Linked DNA regions of Homo sapiens: region 2 is linked to region 1. The links are chromatin loops, found by intact Hi-C in ENCODE. Cell type or tissue: adrenal gland. All regions are shown on one strand. Region 1 has its middle 11 kb from the start of LINC01836. Region 2 holds the start of GRIN3B (glutamate ionotropic receptor NMDA type subunit 3B).

Region 1 (8,000 bases):
CGCAGACTCCAACAGTGTAGCCCCTGTACCCCAGAAGTCACTTCAGCAAATCACTCAGGGCTCCACCTCACATCTGTCCCCAAGTCCTTGGGGACTTGCTCACTCAGCAGAAGACCAAGAGAAGCCAGATGCAGTGGCTCACACCTGTAATCCCAACACTTTGGGAGGCTGAAGCGGGCGGATCACCTGAGGTCAGGAGTTTGAGACCAGCCTGGCCAACATGGTGAAACCCCGTCTCTACTAAAAATACAAAAAATAGTCAGGTGTGGTGGTGGGCGCCTGTAATCCCAGCTACCCGGGAGGCCGAGGCAGGAGAATCCTTTGAACCCAGGAGGTGGAGGTTGCACTGAGCCAAGATTGTGCCACTGCACTCCGGCCTGGGCGACAGAACAAGGCTCCGTCCTAAAGAATTAATTAATTAATTTAAAAATAAAAAGAAAATGTGCACTTTCATCTTGTATTATTCTGTCCTTTTGTTTGTTTGAGATAAAGTTTCGCTCCATTTGCCCAGGCTGGAGTGCGTGATCTCGGCTCACCGAAACCTCTGCCTCCTGAATTCCAGTGATTCTCCTGCCTCAGCCTCTCGAGTAGCTGGGATTACAGGCCCACGCCCCCACCATACCCAGCTAATTTTGTACTTTTAGTAGAGACAGGGTTTCTCCATATTGGCCAGGCTGGTCTCGAACTCCTGACTCCAGGTGATCCACTTGCCTCAGCCTCCCAAAGTGCTGGGATTACAGGCGTGAGCCACCTCGCCCGGCCTATTCTGTCCTGTTTTTTTAAGATTTAGTTTGCCGGGCACAGTCACTCACACCTGTAATCCCACCATTTTGGGAGGCCGAGGCGGGCGGATCACAAGGTCAGGAGATCGAGACCAGCCTGGCCAATGTGGTGAAACCCTGTCTCTACTAAAAATACAAAAATTAGCCGGGCGCAGTGGTGCGCACCTGTAATCCCAATTACTCGGGAGGCTGAGGCAGGAGAATCGCTTGAACCCGAGAGGCGGAGGTTGCAGTGAGCCAAGATCGCGCCACGGCACTCCAGCCTGGGCGACAGAGCAAGACTGTGCTCAAAAAAAAAGATTTAGTTTAATTCCTGTAATGAGTCAGCCCCTTGGAAAATCAGACAGAATTCTGCCTGCTGAGCAGACACATTCCAGAAGTTACTCTGTGAGAGGTTTAGACGAATTCCTAGTGAAATTTCCAGGGGCGGGAGAGCGTGTCTGGAAGGTCTGCGGACATCACAGCAATCACAGAGGCCTTTGGGGCGGGCAAAACTGTCCGCTGGCGCTCGCTGCTAGCAGGAGGGAGTTCATATTCTTTCCTGGTTTCCTCCTGGCTCAGTGTATCATGATATGCCAGGGAAAGGAGGAGAATTCTCTTTTTTGTTTGTTTGGTTTTTTGAGACAGAGTCTCACGCTGTTGCCCAGGCTGGAGTGCAGCGGCGCAATCTCAGCTCACCACAACCTCTGCCTCCTGGGTTCAAGCGATTCTCCTGCCTCAACCCCCGGAGTAACTGGGATTACAGGCACCCACCACCACGCCTGGCTAATTTTTGTATTTTTAGTAGAGACGGGGTTTCTCCATGTTGGGCAGGATGGTCTGGAACTCCAGACCTCAGATGATCCACCCGCCTCAGCCTCCCAAAGTGCTGGGGTTACAGGCGTGAGACACTGCACCTGGCCTCAACTCCATTTTAATTAACCCTGCAGGGGCCAGGCATGGTAGCTCATGCCTGTAATCCTGGCATTTTGGGAAGCTGAGGCAGGAGGTGGATCACCTGAGGTCAGGAGTTTGAGACCAGCGTGACCAACATGGTGAAACCCTGTCTCTAGGAAATACAAAAAATTAGCTGGGCGTGGTGGCAGGTGTCTGTAATCCCAGCTACTCGGGAGGCTGAGGCAGGAGAATCACTTGAACCCAGGAGGCAAAGATCGTGGTAAGCCGAGATCGCACCATTGCACTCCAGGCTGGGCAACAAGAGCGAGACTCCATCTCAAAAAATAAAAATAAATAAATAAAAAATAAATAAAAATAAAAAAAATTAGCCAGGCGTGGTAGCGCGTGCCTAGTCCCAGCTACTCAGGAGGCTGAGACACGAGAATCACTTAAACCCGGGAGATGGAGGTTGCAGTGAGCTGAGATCGCGCCACTACACTCCGGCCTGGGCAACAGAGCAAGACTTCGTCTCAAAAATAAATAAATAAATAAATAAATAAAATAAAGAGATTTAGGAGAGGACACAAGCAAACATAACTCAGACTGACTTTGGCAAAACTAGGCTTTATGGGTTCCCGTAACTGAAACATCAATGTAGGGCCAGCTTCAGGCTCAGCTGGTTCCAGGTGCCACACAGCATCCTCAGGTTCCTTCGGTGTTGGGAGCTCAGGCTCCAAGCCCAGGACAGATTCCCAGCTCTGCCACATGCCCCTGAGGGACCCTGGGCAAGGCCTACCCCTCTCCCAGCCTCAGTGTCCTTATCTGTAAGTGAAGTCGCCACATTGACATCCCTGCCCTGGGGGACGTCATGAGGGTCACCGGGCACCTGGTGAAAATCAGTGAGGAATAAGAATGAATGTTGAGGCCAGGTGCGGTGGCTCACGCCTGTAATCCCAGCACTCTGGGAGGCCGAGGCGGGCGGATCACGAGGTCAGGAGATCAAGACCATCCTGGCTAACATGGTGAAACTCCGTCTCTACTAAAAATACAAACAATTAGCCGGGCGTGGTGGTGGGCGCCTGTAATCCCAGCTACTCGGGAGGCTGACGCAGGAGAGTGGGGTGAACCCAGGAGGTGGAGCTTGCAGTGAGCCGAGATCGCGCCACTGCACTCCAGCCTGGGCGACAGAGCGAGACTCCGTCTCAAAAAAAAAAAAAAAAAAAAAAAAGAATGAATGTTGGTTCTGACCAAGTAAATTAACGAATTGTCACCAGACAATGACTTCCATGTGACTTTCTGGTGTGAGCCGGAGAGGAGCCGATGCACGCTGCCACCAGAGGGCGGCAAACACCAAGGATGCAGCCGCGGCCCTCGCCCCGCCAGGGAGAAAACGCACCTGCCGCCACTCTCACCTTCTCATTCCCGTAACCGGATGGTGTTTGCTTAGTGCTCCTTGAAAGCCTGGACAGGGCCGGGCGCGGTGGCTCACGCCTGTAATCCCAGCACTTCGGGAGGCCAAGACGGGTGGATCACTTGAGGTCAGGAGTTCAAGACCAGCCTGGCCAACGTGGCAAAACCCCGTCTCTACTTAAAAAAAAAAAAAAAAATAGCCGGGTGTGATGGCGTTCACCTGTAATCCCAGCTACTCAGGAAGCTGAGGCAGGAGAATTGCTTGAACCTGGGAGGTGGAGGTTGCAGTGAGCTGAGATTGAGCCATTGCACTCCAGCCTGGGTGACAGAGGAAGACTCCATCTAAAAAAAAAAATTATTTGTAGAGATGACAGAGTGAGACTCCATCTAAAAAAAAATTATTTGTAGAGATGGGGTTCTCACCATGTTTCCCAAGCTGGTCTTGAACTCCTCAAGTGATCCTCCTGCCTCATCCCCACAAAGTGCTGGGATTACTGGTGTGAGCCATCGAGCCCAGCCCTGACCAACTATTTAGAGGTTGAAAACAGAGCCCGCAGGGCCGGGCGCGGTGGCTCACACCTGTAATCCCAGCACTTTGGGAGGCCGAGGCCCTCGGATCACGAGGTCAGGAGATTGAGACCATCCTGGCTAACAAGGTGAAACCCTGTCTCTACTAAAAATACAAAAAAATTAGCCGGGTGTGGTGGGGGGCACCTGTAGTCCCAGCTACTCAGGAGGCTGAGGCAGGAGAATCACTTGAACCTGGGAGGAGGCGGAGCTTGCAGTGAGCCGAGATCGAGCCACTGCACTCCAGCCTGGGCGACAGAGTGAGACTCCGTCTCAAAAATAAAAATAAAAATAAATAAATAAAATTAGCCGGAAGTGGCCGAGTGCGGTGGCTCTTCCACAGCAGCCAGAGGGCGCCTGTGAGGCTGACTGGGGGTGTCCCTGCTCTGCCCACAGCCCTCCATGGCTCCCATTTCCCTCTGGGTAGAAGCCCAAGTCCTCCGTGCAGCCCACAAGGCTCTGCCCAGTCCCCTCTCTCCTCTCCCTCCTCTGTCTACTCTCCCTCCTCCCTGTCTCCCCCTCCTCCTCTGCCCAGTCCCCTCTCTCCTCTCCCTCCTCCCTCTCTCCTCTCCCTCCTCCCTCCCTATCTCCCCCTCCTCCTCTACCCAGTCCCCTCTCTCCTCTCCCTCCTCCCTATCTCCCCCTCCTCCTCTACCCAGTCCCCTCTCTCCTCTCCCTCCTCCCTTTCTCCCCCTCCTCCTCTACCCAGTCCCCTCTCTCCTCTCCCTCCTCCCTGTCTCCCCCTCCTCCTCTGCCCAGTCCCCTCTCCTCTCCTTCCTCCCTGTCTCCCCCTCCCTCCTCCCTGTCTCCCCCTCCTCCTCTGCCCAGTCCCCTCTCTCCTCTCCCTCCTCCCTGTCTCTCCCTCCTCCTCTGCCCAGTCCCCTCTCCTCTCCTTCCTCCCTGTCTCCCCCTCCCTCCTCCCTGTCTCCCCCTCCTCCTCTGCCCAGTCCCCTCTCTCCTCTCCCTCTTCCCTGTCTCCCCCTCTGCCCAGTCCCCTCTCTCCTCTCCCTCCTCCCTGTCTCCCCCTCCTCTGCCCAGTCCCCTCTCTACTCTCCCTCCTCCCTGTCTCCCCCCTTCCTCTGCTCCAGCCACACGGGCCTCCTCCCTGTTCCTCCAACTTGCCAGGCGGGGTCCTGCCCCAGGGCCTTTGCCTCCCCAGGTGAGGTCCGGCCCCAGGGCCTTTGCACGGCCATGTCCTCTGCCTGGTTTCCCTTCCCTAGGTACCCACTGGGTTCATTTCTTCACTTCTTTCAAGGCTTTGGTGAACGCTCCCCTCATCACACAGCTGTTGCTCAGTAAATATGGCAGAATAAATAGCTGGGCAGGGCTCAGTGGCTCATGCCTGTGATCCTAGCACTTCTGGAGGCTGAGGCAGGAGGCTCACTTGAGCTCAGGAGTTGGAGACTAGCCTGGCCAACGTAGAGAGACTCCATCTCTACTTAGGGTGACCAGGGGAGAGAACAAAATCATGGGCTCATTTTTTTTTTTTTTTTGAAATGGAGTCTTGCTCTGTCGCACAGGCTAGAGTGCAGTGGTGAGATCTCGGCTCACTGCAACCTCCACCTCCTGGGTTCAAGCAATTCTCCTGCTTCAGCCTCCTGAGTAGCTGGGATTACAGGCACATGCCACCACACCCGGCTAATTTTGTATTTTTAGTAGAGACAGAGTTTCGCCATGTTGGCCAGGGTGGTCTCGAACTCCTGACTGCAGGTGATCTGCCCGCCTCACCCTCCCAAAGTGCTGGGATTACAGGTGTGAGTCACTGCACCCAGCAAAAAATGTTTATTATTCCCATTTCACAGACCAGCAAACTGAGGCCCAGAGGGAGCCGCCTGAGGAAACTGGATTGCGCAGCTGATGGAGTCTCAACCAGAGAAGGGGCCCGTGGGGCCTAGATTCAGACTTCCGGCTGTGCAGGCAAGCAGGAGGGCCCCCCAGTCAGGGTCCCCAGGACACCAACCCCAAGCCAAATGAGGCCACCAGAGGCTGTGCCCAGCCCCAGTCCCGCACGGGGCAGGTGTGGAGCAAATGCTGGCGGGATAGAGGGATGGAGAAGGGGGCTGCCTGGGAGTGAGGGGCTGGGTGCCCCACCCACCTGGCCTCAGCCTCCTGCCCTATCCGAGAACAGAGCTCTGGTTTCCTGCCCGGCAGCCCGTGAGGAGCAGCGAGGCATGGCCAGCTGGGGGCCGGACAGTCCTGAAGAGCTTGAGGACTGGCTCCTGGCTCCTAAAGCATAGCGCCGGCTCTGGGGATCTGCCAGGGAGAGACCAGCTCCAGGGCCCCTGGATGCAGGTTAGAGCTCAGGCTGTCCCCTGATGGCCTCGGTGCTATGGGTGAGTTTCTCCACCTCTCTGTGCTCAGCCTCTCACCGGAGAGGGGGTGGGTGATCCTGGCCTGAGTAGGTGACCAAGGCATCCTCCTCTGTGGCTGGTATTTCCCAACACCCTCAATAAATTCACAGGTGGCTCAGGCCTGTAATCCCAGCACTTTGGGAGGCCAAGGCAGGCAGATCACCTGAGGTGAGCAGTTTGAGACCAGCCTGGCCAACATGGTGAAACCTTGTCTCTACTAAAAATACAAAAATTAGGGCCGGGTGCCATGGCACATGCCTGTAGTCCCAGCTACTCGGGAGGCTGAGGCAGGAGAATCGCTTGAACCCGGGAGGCGGAGGTTGCAGTGAGCCAAGATTGTACCACTTCACTCCAGCCTCAGCAATAAGAGCAAAACTCCATCTCAAAACAAAATAAAAAATAAGGGCGCAGTGGCTCATGCCTGTAATCCCAACACTTTGGGAGGCCAAGGCAGGCGGATCACAAGGTCAGGAGATTGAGACCATCCTGACCAACATGGTGAAACCTCGTCTCTACTAAAATACAAAAAATTAGCTGGGCATGGTGACGGGCGCCTGTAATCCCAGCTACTCAGGAGGCTGAGGCAGGGGAATCGCTTGAACCTGGGAGGCAGAGGTTGCAGTGAGCCGAGATCCTGCCACTGCACTCCAGCCTGGGTGACAGAGCGAGACTCCATCTCAAAAAAAAAAAAAAAAACAAAAACAAATTGGTTTGTTTATTTTCCTGTTGATTTGTGGGAGTTCTTTATATATTCTGGACCTGAGTCCTTGATTACATTATGCACTGCTAGCTAGTACCTTCTCCCAGTCTGGCACTTTCCTTTTGAGTCTTCTTCTTTTTTTTTTTTTTTTTTTTTTTTTCTGAGGCGCCTGCCACCACACCCGGCTAATTTTTGTATTTTTAGTAGATACGGGGTTTCACCATGTTGGCCAGGCTGGTCTTGAACTCCTGACCTCATGATCCACCCGCCTCGGCCTCCCAAAGTGCTGGGATTACAGGCATGAGCCACAGTGCCTGGCCCCTTTTGAGTCTCTTAATGGTGTCTTTGGACAAACTCATTTGTTCAAAATAAAATGCAATTTTTTTTTTTTTAGATGGAGTCTCACTCTATCACCCAGGTTAGAATGCAGTGGGACAATCTCTCCCAGGCTCAAGCGTCTCTTCTGCCTCGGCCTCCTGAGTAGCTGGGATTACAGGTGGGTGCCACCACGCCCAGCTAATTTTGTGTATGTTTAGTAGAGACCAGGTTTCACCATGTTGGCCAGGCTGGTCTTGAACTCCTAACTTCGAGATCCGCCTGCCTTGGCATCCCAAAGTTCTGGGATTACAGGCATGAGCCACTGTGCCTGGCCATGTTAGGATATTTCTTTTTTTCTTTTCTTTTCTTTTCTTTTTTTTTTTTTTTGAGAGTCTCGCTCTGTCACCCAGGCTGGAGTGCAGCGGAGCCATCTCGGCTCACTACAAGCTCCGCCTCCCAGGTTCATGCCATCTCCTGCCTCAGCCTCCCAAGTAGCTGGAATTACAGGTGCCCACCACCACGCCCAGCTAATTTTTTGTATTTTTAGTAGAGACGGGGTTTCACCGTGTTACCCAGGATGGTCTTGATCTCCTGACCTCATGATCCGCCCGCCTTGGTCCCCTAAAGTGCTGGGATTACAGGCGTGAGCCACCGCGCCCGGCCCATGTTAGGATATTTCTGAGCAAATCTGAGGGTTTGGCCTGGAACCCTCAATTTGAGGTTGCAAACCCTGTTTCCTGCTAAGCCAGACAGATGGTGCTGGAGATGGGGAGGCCATGGTTTATGTTTTGTCCACTCTGGGTGCTGCCTGGACAGGTGACTCATGCATGTGGCGGAGCAGTCCAGAGTGAGGACTGTACCCCTACAGACACTCCCCCAGACCATGCTGGTGGCCTGAGCTGGGGGCTGCCCAAGTCCCCTCCCCGGGATCCACTTCTGGGGCCTCCCAAGCCTTCCCTGGGGTCAGTGAGTGCTGGAAGGGCAGCCAGCAGTGTG
Region 2 (8,000 bases), 230 kb after region 1:
TGGTGGCTGCAGGTGGCTCCCACGTGGGCTGGGGGCAGCCTCTCGGCCTGGCCACAGTCACGCCCTCACTCCCTGCAGCTCAGCACCGACCCCCGCTCTGTGCAGGTACTAGGGTGGGCTCCCTTACCTTCTGAGGGTAGAGTGACTTCCGGAACACTTCCCACCCCAGCCCCAAGACCCTCATAGAAGCCAGTGTGGTTGGCTGGGCTGGGCTGGGGTGGGGGCTGGGGGTTCCTTGGGCCTGGGGAGGCTTCCCAGTGTGTTTCCGCCTCACTCCCCGACCTTCGATGAGCTGCCTGCGTCCTTGGTGTCTCACGTCACTGTCTGTGTCCCTCGCTGGGCTCTGGCGCTTGGCACTTCTCCCCACGCGCCCTCTTCTTACCTGAGTACAGATTGATTTTTTTATCTGGAGGGTGCCCGACAGCCTGATGGCCTGACAGGCCCTGCACCAGGAGATGCCGTTATCTCCCTTGTCCGTGCTTCCTCATGGAGTGACACTCTGTTTTCCCACATCTACCAGTGGGCTTGGGGCGGGCAGGCAGGGGACCGCCACCGTCTGGGCATCCGCAAGGCCCCTCAGACTGCAAGGAGGCCAGGAGCACAGGCTGGACTGACTGCTAACAGCGTGGGCGCAAGGAGGGGCGAGCTTTTTGTTCAGAAAGTGCCGGAACTTTCGGAGTGAAAACAGGCCTCCAGCGGCAGAGCCAGCTCCACGCTAGGGCGCCTGCCCGGCCACTGCCTCCTCCTAGGGCAGCAGCGGTTCCCACGATTCCTGCCCAGCCAAGCGCTCTCCCTAGAACCCCACCTAGTTGGCCACAGTGGGATTCCGGAGGGGGCCAGGCCATGCCCTCCGGTAATGCCGCCACCTTTCCCTAGCCGCCCCACCTGGCTCCCTTCCTCCCGTGACGGCTGCTAGTCCTCTGTGACCCTTGTTCCAATCCAGCTGACACTGGAATGTTGGCCTGTCCCACAGACAGGCGCTGCTGGGGCCCAAGGCGCTTCGTCCAGGAGGCGGGTTCCCGACCTCTGATCCCCCAGCAACGTCCCTCCATGTAACTGGTTCCTCTGTACAGGGCAGTGGCCTTGCTGGGCCGGCCAGGCTCTCCCCATGGCTGGAGGTGCTCACTGTCTGTGAGGCCCTCGCCAGGCCCTGTGTCCCAGAGCCTTCCCTGGGCTTGCGGGTCCTTCCAGGTCTGGCCCAGGCCCCTGTCTGTGGTGTGGCCATCTGCACCCCCATCCCCAGCCACATCCTTGGGCGCAGTCGTGGAGGATCTGAGGCGCTGGGTAATGACTGCATGGCCAGGGTCAGGGTTGTCATCTGCAGGCTCGACGGAGGTGAACGCCCCCGTCTCAGTCTTCCCTTCTGTCTGTGGGCGTCACGGTGGCCCCTCCCTGGCTGAGTGGCTGCCCACGCTGGCGGGGGTGGGATGGGCAAAGCGTGTGGTGTGTGACAGGACGCGCCCCGAGGTCACGTGGCTCCCTGTGTTACAGGGCTCGGAGCCCAGCTACCTGGACCGCACGGAGCAGCTGCAGGCCGTCCTGTGCAGCACCATGGAGAAGGTGGGCGGGGCCTCGGGAGGGGCGGGGCCTGAGGCTGGGGTCAGTCCTGGCCAGTGGGGGTGAGTGGCCCCCCTCCAGCACACCCCAGGCCACTTCTGCCCTCTGACCCCGACTTCTCCCGCAGAGCGTGCTCGGCGGCCAGGACCAGCTGCGCGTCCGTGTGACGGAGCTGGAGGACGAGGTGCGCAACCTGCGCAAGATCAATCGGGACCTGTTCGACTTCTCCACGCGCTTCATCACGCGGCCGGCCAAGTGAGGCCCGGAGACCCCGGCCCGAGGCGCCCAGGCCTGAGCCCCATGCCTCCCAGCAACCAGGGCCCGCGGGTGTGGCCCCCACCAGCCCAGGCCTGGACTCTCCTCAGTTCTGTGTCGTGTTCGGGTTTTTCCTCTGTGACTGGGCCGTCTTGGTGTCTCGTGGCACGCGTCACAGTGGTGCTAGTCTGTTTTTAACAAAAGAGGATGAAAAGCCCCTCCTCTCCGGCCTCCTTGTGTCCGGGTGTGGCCTGGTGCTGCGTGCAACACAGCTCCCCTGCTGCTCGGCCCAGCTGGGACCCCAGCCCCACTCGGCACCCTCTGTCCGGAGGTGGGGGCCTTAACCAACCTAGGCCTCGCGGGGGCGGCTTTAAGAGGGAGCCCCGAGCACCTGCAGTTCTGACTCTGCTCTGTTGCCCGAGGGCCTTTGCATGGCCGCCCCCTCCCGAGAAGGCGCTGGACCGGGGTGGTGGGATTGAGGAAGGAACCGGGAAGCCAGGCCCCTCCGGTCTGCTGTGCAGGGGGTCTGAGTGGAGACAGCCCTGTGGGGTCCCGGAAGGAGGTGGCTTGGTGTAGAGAGACGGGCCTGGGGACGTTTGGGGGTGGACCCAGCCGCCAGGGTTGAGGGGTTTCCCCGGGTGCAGGACCCAGCTCTCAGGGAGGGTTTCGGGGGTCCCTGGTCCCTGTGGAAACGCAGGGCTCAGGACCAGGCAGGAGGAGGGAGCTGGTGTGGGTGGGGCCTTGGAGCACAGGCTCCTCCCAGTGCATCCCTCGGGTGCCTTGGGGCCCCTGCTGGCTTCCCCAGGGCCCAGCTGGAGCCGCCCAAGGGTGAACCCAGGGTGGTTCTCCGGGCAAAAGGTGCCACGGCCTCCCCAGGCAGAGGTGGCTTGCCCCACCCAGCAAAGGTGGCCACTGCAGGCTGGGACCGTCAGATGGGTCAGGAGCAGGTCTGGGGGTGGTGTCCCGATCTGAGCCGGTCCCCAGAGGGAGTTGGACCCCTGCCACACCACAAGCCGTGCTTGTGGGTATCAAGGGCTTGAGGGAGGTCAGGCCCTGCTGCCCTGGGGACGCTGCCACCCAGCGCCTGGATCCCAGCCCAGAAGCCCAGAACCTTCCAGAAAGCTGCTCCCGACTGACAGTCCTACCTAACGATCCAGAAAATCCGTGTGATTTAGCGGGCGTGGTAATGACCGCAGTCCAGCCAGCCGCCAGCGCTGAGTTCATGCTTTTAGGCTAATTTGTGTTCTTGTCCCCTCTATGGGGCTCTGAGTCCTCTCGGCTGGCAGCCTGGCCACACTGCATCAGGGCAGCTGGGCCCTCACCTGGCACTGACATCTGCCTCGGCTGCTCCGAGCCCTGAGAACCACTCCAGGGTCCCTTCCCCCTGGGCGCACGGCCAGCTTGTTCCTTTTCCATCATGAACCACTCACTCTGCTGACCTGCAAGGCTGGGTCCTGCCTGCGGGGAGCACGCGGATTTGGGGTGAGGCAGCTGGGGGGTCCCTTGGGGTTGGCTGATCTCCCTGGGTCTGTACCTACTGTTCCCCTGGAGCCATTCCCACGACCCCTGCCCCCCTCCGCATCACCACCCAAAGGCTCCCAAATTTCCCTCCCAGCACCAATCAGGACCCCCAACCACCAACTCAAGGGTATCGGCACAACCCTGTGGCTGGTGCCAGGGCGGGGTGAGGGTGCGCAGAGCCGTAGAGGGACAGCTGCCTGGGGCTCCCAGGGCCCGGACTCGGCTCCAGCCGCTGCAAGAGCCCAAGGTGAGCCAGGCACGAACATCCAGGTCACTTCGCAGCTGCCTGCACCACGCGGCCGTCCGGGGCTGAGGTCGGCTGCCCTCTCCGCAGGCTGCAGAACAGGGTTAGAGTTCACCGTGGGGCAGGGCCCGAAAATCGCCCGGTGGCCTCAGACAGGCGACACCTGGCCGGGTCGGACTCGACGTTCTTGTCTCCAGAAAGGGGTCGTCCCCCGGCGGGTCGGCTGGGAGCTGGGCGGGGGCGGCAGGAGCTCACGCCTCATTCCCTGCGTTTCCCTCCATGTGCCCCTGCACGCTGGGTCCTTGGACACAAGCCCCCTCGGTGCCTCTCCACGCCCGCTCCCGCACCGTCATCACCCTCTCGGCCCAGAGCTCCCAGACGTGCTCAGGCACCGCGGCTCCACCCTGCGTCGTAATTGCCGGTCTGGGTGCGATGGAAACAGTGGTGACGTCATCGTTCAGACCCCCCGCCCCCGGAGGCCCCACAGATTCTCAGAGGGACGGCGCCGGGACTGGGGAGGCCAAGGCGTTGACGAGCGGGGACGCCGGTGTGCACAGGTGACCTGGCGGCTGGCGGGGCTTGACTGTGCAGACCACAGTGAGGTGCGCTTGCGGGCGCCGGGACAGCTGCCAGCAAAGCTGAGAGCAGAAAACATCATGCGCGAGGAGGTGGGGAAGCCACAGCCTTCCCGTGCCCTGGTGCGGACATAAAATGGGGCATCCACTGTGAAAATAGTCTGGCAGGTTTTTTGTTTGTTTTTGTTTTTGTTTTTGTTTTTTTGAGACTGAGTCTCACTCTTTCCCCCAGGCTGGAGTGCAGTGGCCCGGTCTCCGTTCACTGCAACTTCTGCCTCCCGGGTTCATGCCATTCCCCTGCCTCAGCCTCCCAAGTAGCTGGGATTACAGGCGCCCACCACCACATCAGGCTAATTTTTGTATTTTTAGTAGAGACGGGGTTTCACCATGTTGGCCAGGCTGGTCTCGAGCTCCTGACCTCAGGTGATCCACCCGCCTCAGCCTCCCAAAGTGCTGGGATTACAGGCGTGAGCCACTGCACCTGGCCATTCTGTCAGGTTCTTAAAAAATTAAACAGCGTTAAGGTTGGACCCAGCGAGTCCACTTCTGGGTATATACCCAAGGGAATGAGGAGCAGGGTTTGGGAATGAGGAGCGGGGTTTGGGAATGAGGAGCGGGGTTTGGGAATGAGGAGCGGGGTTTTGAAATGATCCACACACCAAGCTCACAACAGCTCCATCCCCACAGCCAAAAAGTGGGGGAAGGCCAGGCGCCGTGGCTCACGCCTGTCATCCCAGCACTGTTGGAGGCCAAGGCCGGTAGACCACCTGAGGTCAGGAGACCAGCCCGGCCAACATGGTGAAACCCCATCTCTACTAAAGATACAAAAATTAGCCAGGTGTCGTGGCACGTGCCTGTAATCCCAGCTACTTGGGAGGCTTAAGGCAGAATTGCTTGAACCTGGGCGGTGGAGGTTGCAGTGAGCTGAGATTGCCCCCCTGCACTCCAGCCCAGGTGACAGAGCAAGACTCCGTCTCAAAAAAAAAAAAAAAAAAAAAAGTTGGGGAAACCAGGTGTCCATCAGCGGTTGGATGGGTCACCACAACACGAGTCCTCTGCACAGTGGAATATTATTCAGCCTTGTAAAAGAACGAGAAGGCTCAATGCAGTAGCTCACCCTGTATTCCAGCACTGTGGGAGCTGAGGCAGGATAATCGCTTGAGCACAGGAGTTTAAGACCAGCCTGGGCAACATCTCTACAAAACCCCATCTCTTCAAAAAATATAAATTTTAGCCAGGTGTGGTGTGCACCTGTGGTCCCCGCTACTTGGGAAATCAAGGCAGGAGGATCGCTTGAGCCCAGGAGGTTGAGGCTGCAGTGAGCTATGATCTCACTACTGCGCTCCAGTCTGGGCAACAGAGCGAGGTGCAGTCTCAAAATTAAAAAAATAAAATAAGTGAGGCTCAGACACAGGCCAGAGCATGGTTGCACCTTGAGGACATCACACTCAGTGAGAGACGCCAGACACAAAAGGACACGTCCTGTCTGATTCCACTCCTAGGAGGTCCCTAGAGTTGTCAGATTCACAGAGACGGAGAGGATAGGAGGCGTCAGGGCTGGGGAGGGGACGGGGAGTGAGTGTCCCCTGGGGACAGAGTTTCAGTTTGGGAAGATGAGAAAGTTCTGGACAGGAGGGTGGTAAGGGCTACATAGCAAGGAGTGTGCTTAATGTGCCTGAGCTGTGCACCTAGAAATGGCCAAGATGGCAGGTTTCATGTTATGACTATTTTCCCACAATAAAACATTTTTTAAAAGTCTCCTCCACGTGGCCACTTGTTCCACATGGCAGCTGGGAGTAGGAACGCCTACTGTTGCCCGTGTACAGATGGGGAAACTGAGGCAGGGCACGAGGGTGAGTTCCCGGAGGGCAGACACAGTCTCTGCCCCTAGGAACTCTTGCTCCTCAGAGGGAGCCGAACCCAGGGAGGGACGGGGCCCCAGTGGTCCCTGAGGACACCAGGACCCAGCACCTCTCGCAGACCCAGGGAGGGGACCCCTTGTCCTGCCCCCGGGGACACCTGGCCAGGGGGCTGGAGGGGGTGGCCTGCGGGTTCCTGGAACCGAGCCATCCCTCCCTCCGTCCCTCCCCAGTCGTCTCAAAATCCAATCCATTTTACTGGCTGGCACTTGGCATTTTATTCATTTCATGGAGGATTTTTTTCCTACCTCTCCAACGCTGGCTCCAAAAGGAGATGACGTTTGGGGTGTGTGTGTGTGTGTGTGTGTGTGTGTGTGTGTGTGTGAGAAAATCGCCGGAGTGTAGATCCATTAATTAGAGCTGAATGTTCCCAACACAGCGGCTGTTCTGCTGCCCCGCGGGATCTGGGGAGACACCGTCGGGAGGACAGGATGAGGAATGCCTGGGCAGGGAGGAGGTCCTCTGCTAGATGGATAGACGGATGCAGCCGCCCCCATCTATCAGGCGCCTGTGGGATGCCAGGGCCCCAGAAGGCACCCCCCGAGGCCCAGAGGACATAGGCAGGCTTGGGGACTGGTAGACAGCGGGGAGCTATGGAAGGCTCTAGAGCACTGGAGGAGGGGCATGTGAGCAAGCATCCTTGTCTGGGCCGTTGCTCAAGCCACAAGCAATTATAGAGTGCCTACTGTGTGCCAGCAACCAAACCAGACCCACCCCAACCCTCCCAGAGCTGAGTTGAAGAGATGGTCACTAAATAAGAAGGAAATGAACAAAAAGATGGTAGGCCGTTATGGAAATGTGTGGAGGTTGGGGGTGGGTAGCAGCAGGACTGAAATGGGGCAGGGAGTGGTGCTTTCTGCATTTTCTCAGTGGCAAGCAGGGAACGTTTTTCAGGGCAGGGCATTTGGGACTGGGTTTTGAAGGGTGAAGAGGAGTTCTGTGGCCCAAGTTGCCTGCCCACTGCTGGAGGGCAGATCTACTCTATAGGTTTCCATCAGACATGCCTGTCTCAGTTTCCCCAGGGTGCACTGGATGTTAGAACACACCCCTGGGCTGGCCTGGTTAGAAACTGACAGCTCCCTGGATGTGCGAGACAAGCAAGACCCTTCCTGGGCCTCAACTTCCCTGCCTGAGCAATGGTCGACATTGGTGGAAGGGGTCAGGGATCCTGGAGAGGAACGGGGTGGGCGTCCGGGCCAATTTTATTTTCTTATTTTATTTTATTTTTTTTGAGACGGAGCATCGCTCTGTCGCCCAGGCTGGAGTGCAGTGGCACGATCTCGGCTCACTACAACCTCCGCCTTCCAGGTTCAAGCGATTCTCCTGCCTCAGCCTCCCGAGTAGCTGGGATTACAGGCTCCCGCCACCACGCCCGGCTAATTTTTGTATTTTTAGTAGAGACGGGCTTTCACCATGTTGGCCAGGCTGGTCTCGAACTCCTGACTTCGTGATCTGCCCGCCTCGGCCTCCCAAAGTGCTGGGATGACAGGTGTGAACCACCGCGCCCGGCAAGTCGGGGCCAATTTTAAAGCGCAGTCTTTTCCTGGCACCTCCGTTCCATCTGTGGCCTGAATCAGAGCAGGGATGGGCAGTGGTTAGGCGTCCCCGGCCCCCGCCAGGTGTCACCGCCGCCGGCCTCAAACAACCACTGGGAGGCACTGTTTCCCCCCCATCCCGCCCTGGGCAGGGCACGTCCCACTCCCCCCGCGCGGTTGCTGGGAACCCGGAGGCCGCCCGGGCGGAGCGCGGAGGGCGCGTCGGAACCTGGCCGGGGCCCTCCACCCGCGCCGTGGTCCCGGTGGTTGCGCCCCGTGGCGAGCGACGCCGACAACTTTGCGATGGAGTTTGTGCGGGCGCTGTGGCTGGGCCTGGCGCTGGCGCTGGGGCCGGGGTCCGCGGGGGGCCACCCTCAGCCGTGCGGCGTCCTGG

The links. Hi-C counts contacts between places; a loop is a spot of excess contacts. Peaks named below come from ENCODE experiments on the same cell type or tissue, not always from the same donor. Only the 100,000 strongest peaks of a DNase experiment are listed, where the experiment ranks them.
Region 2: it touches region 1 in a loop (2.6-fold over the local background); 77 of 110 quality-filtered maps call a loop at or near these places.

The regions. Positions count from the first base shown.
Region 1 is chr19:767,433-775,432 of GRCh38, forward strand. No RefSeq gene overlaps it. Among named protein-coding and RNA genes, the nearest start is that of LINC01836, 11 kb to the right of the region's middle. In adrenal gland, CTCF peaks have their summits at 3,024 (motif pointing right) and 3,976; a DNase peak (open chromatin) is centred at 3,029; H3K27ac peaks cover 927 bases.
Region 2 is chr19:992,529-1,000,528 of GRCh38, forward strand. It overlaps WDR18 (WD repeat domain 18), which reads left to right. Exons shown (of 10, transcript NM_024100.4): 9 at 1,492-1,560; 10 at 1,685-2,029. The coding sequence ends at 1,816. It overlaps GRIN3B (glutamate ionotropic receptor NMDA type subunit 3B), which reads left to right and starts at 7,891. Exons shown (of 9, transcript NM_138690.3): 1 at 7,891-8,000. The coding sequence starts at 7,910. RefSeq lists enhancers at 1,402-1,935, 1,936-2,468, 3,948-4,567. In adrenal gland, no CTCF peak of the experiment used is centred here; DNase peaks (open chromatin) are centred at 2,947, 3,553, 3,993 and 7,695; H3K27ac peaks cover 226 bases; H3K27me3 peaks cover 3,078 bases.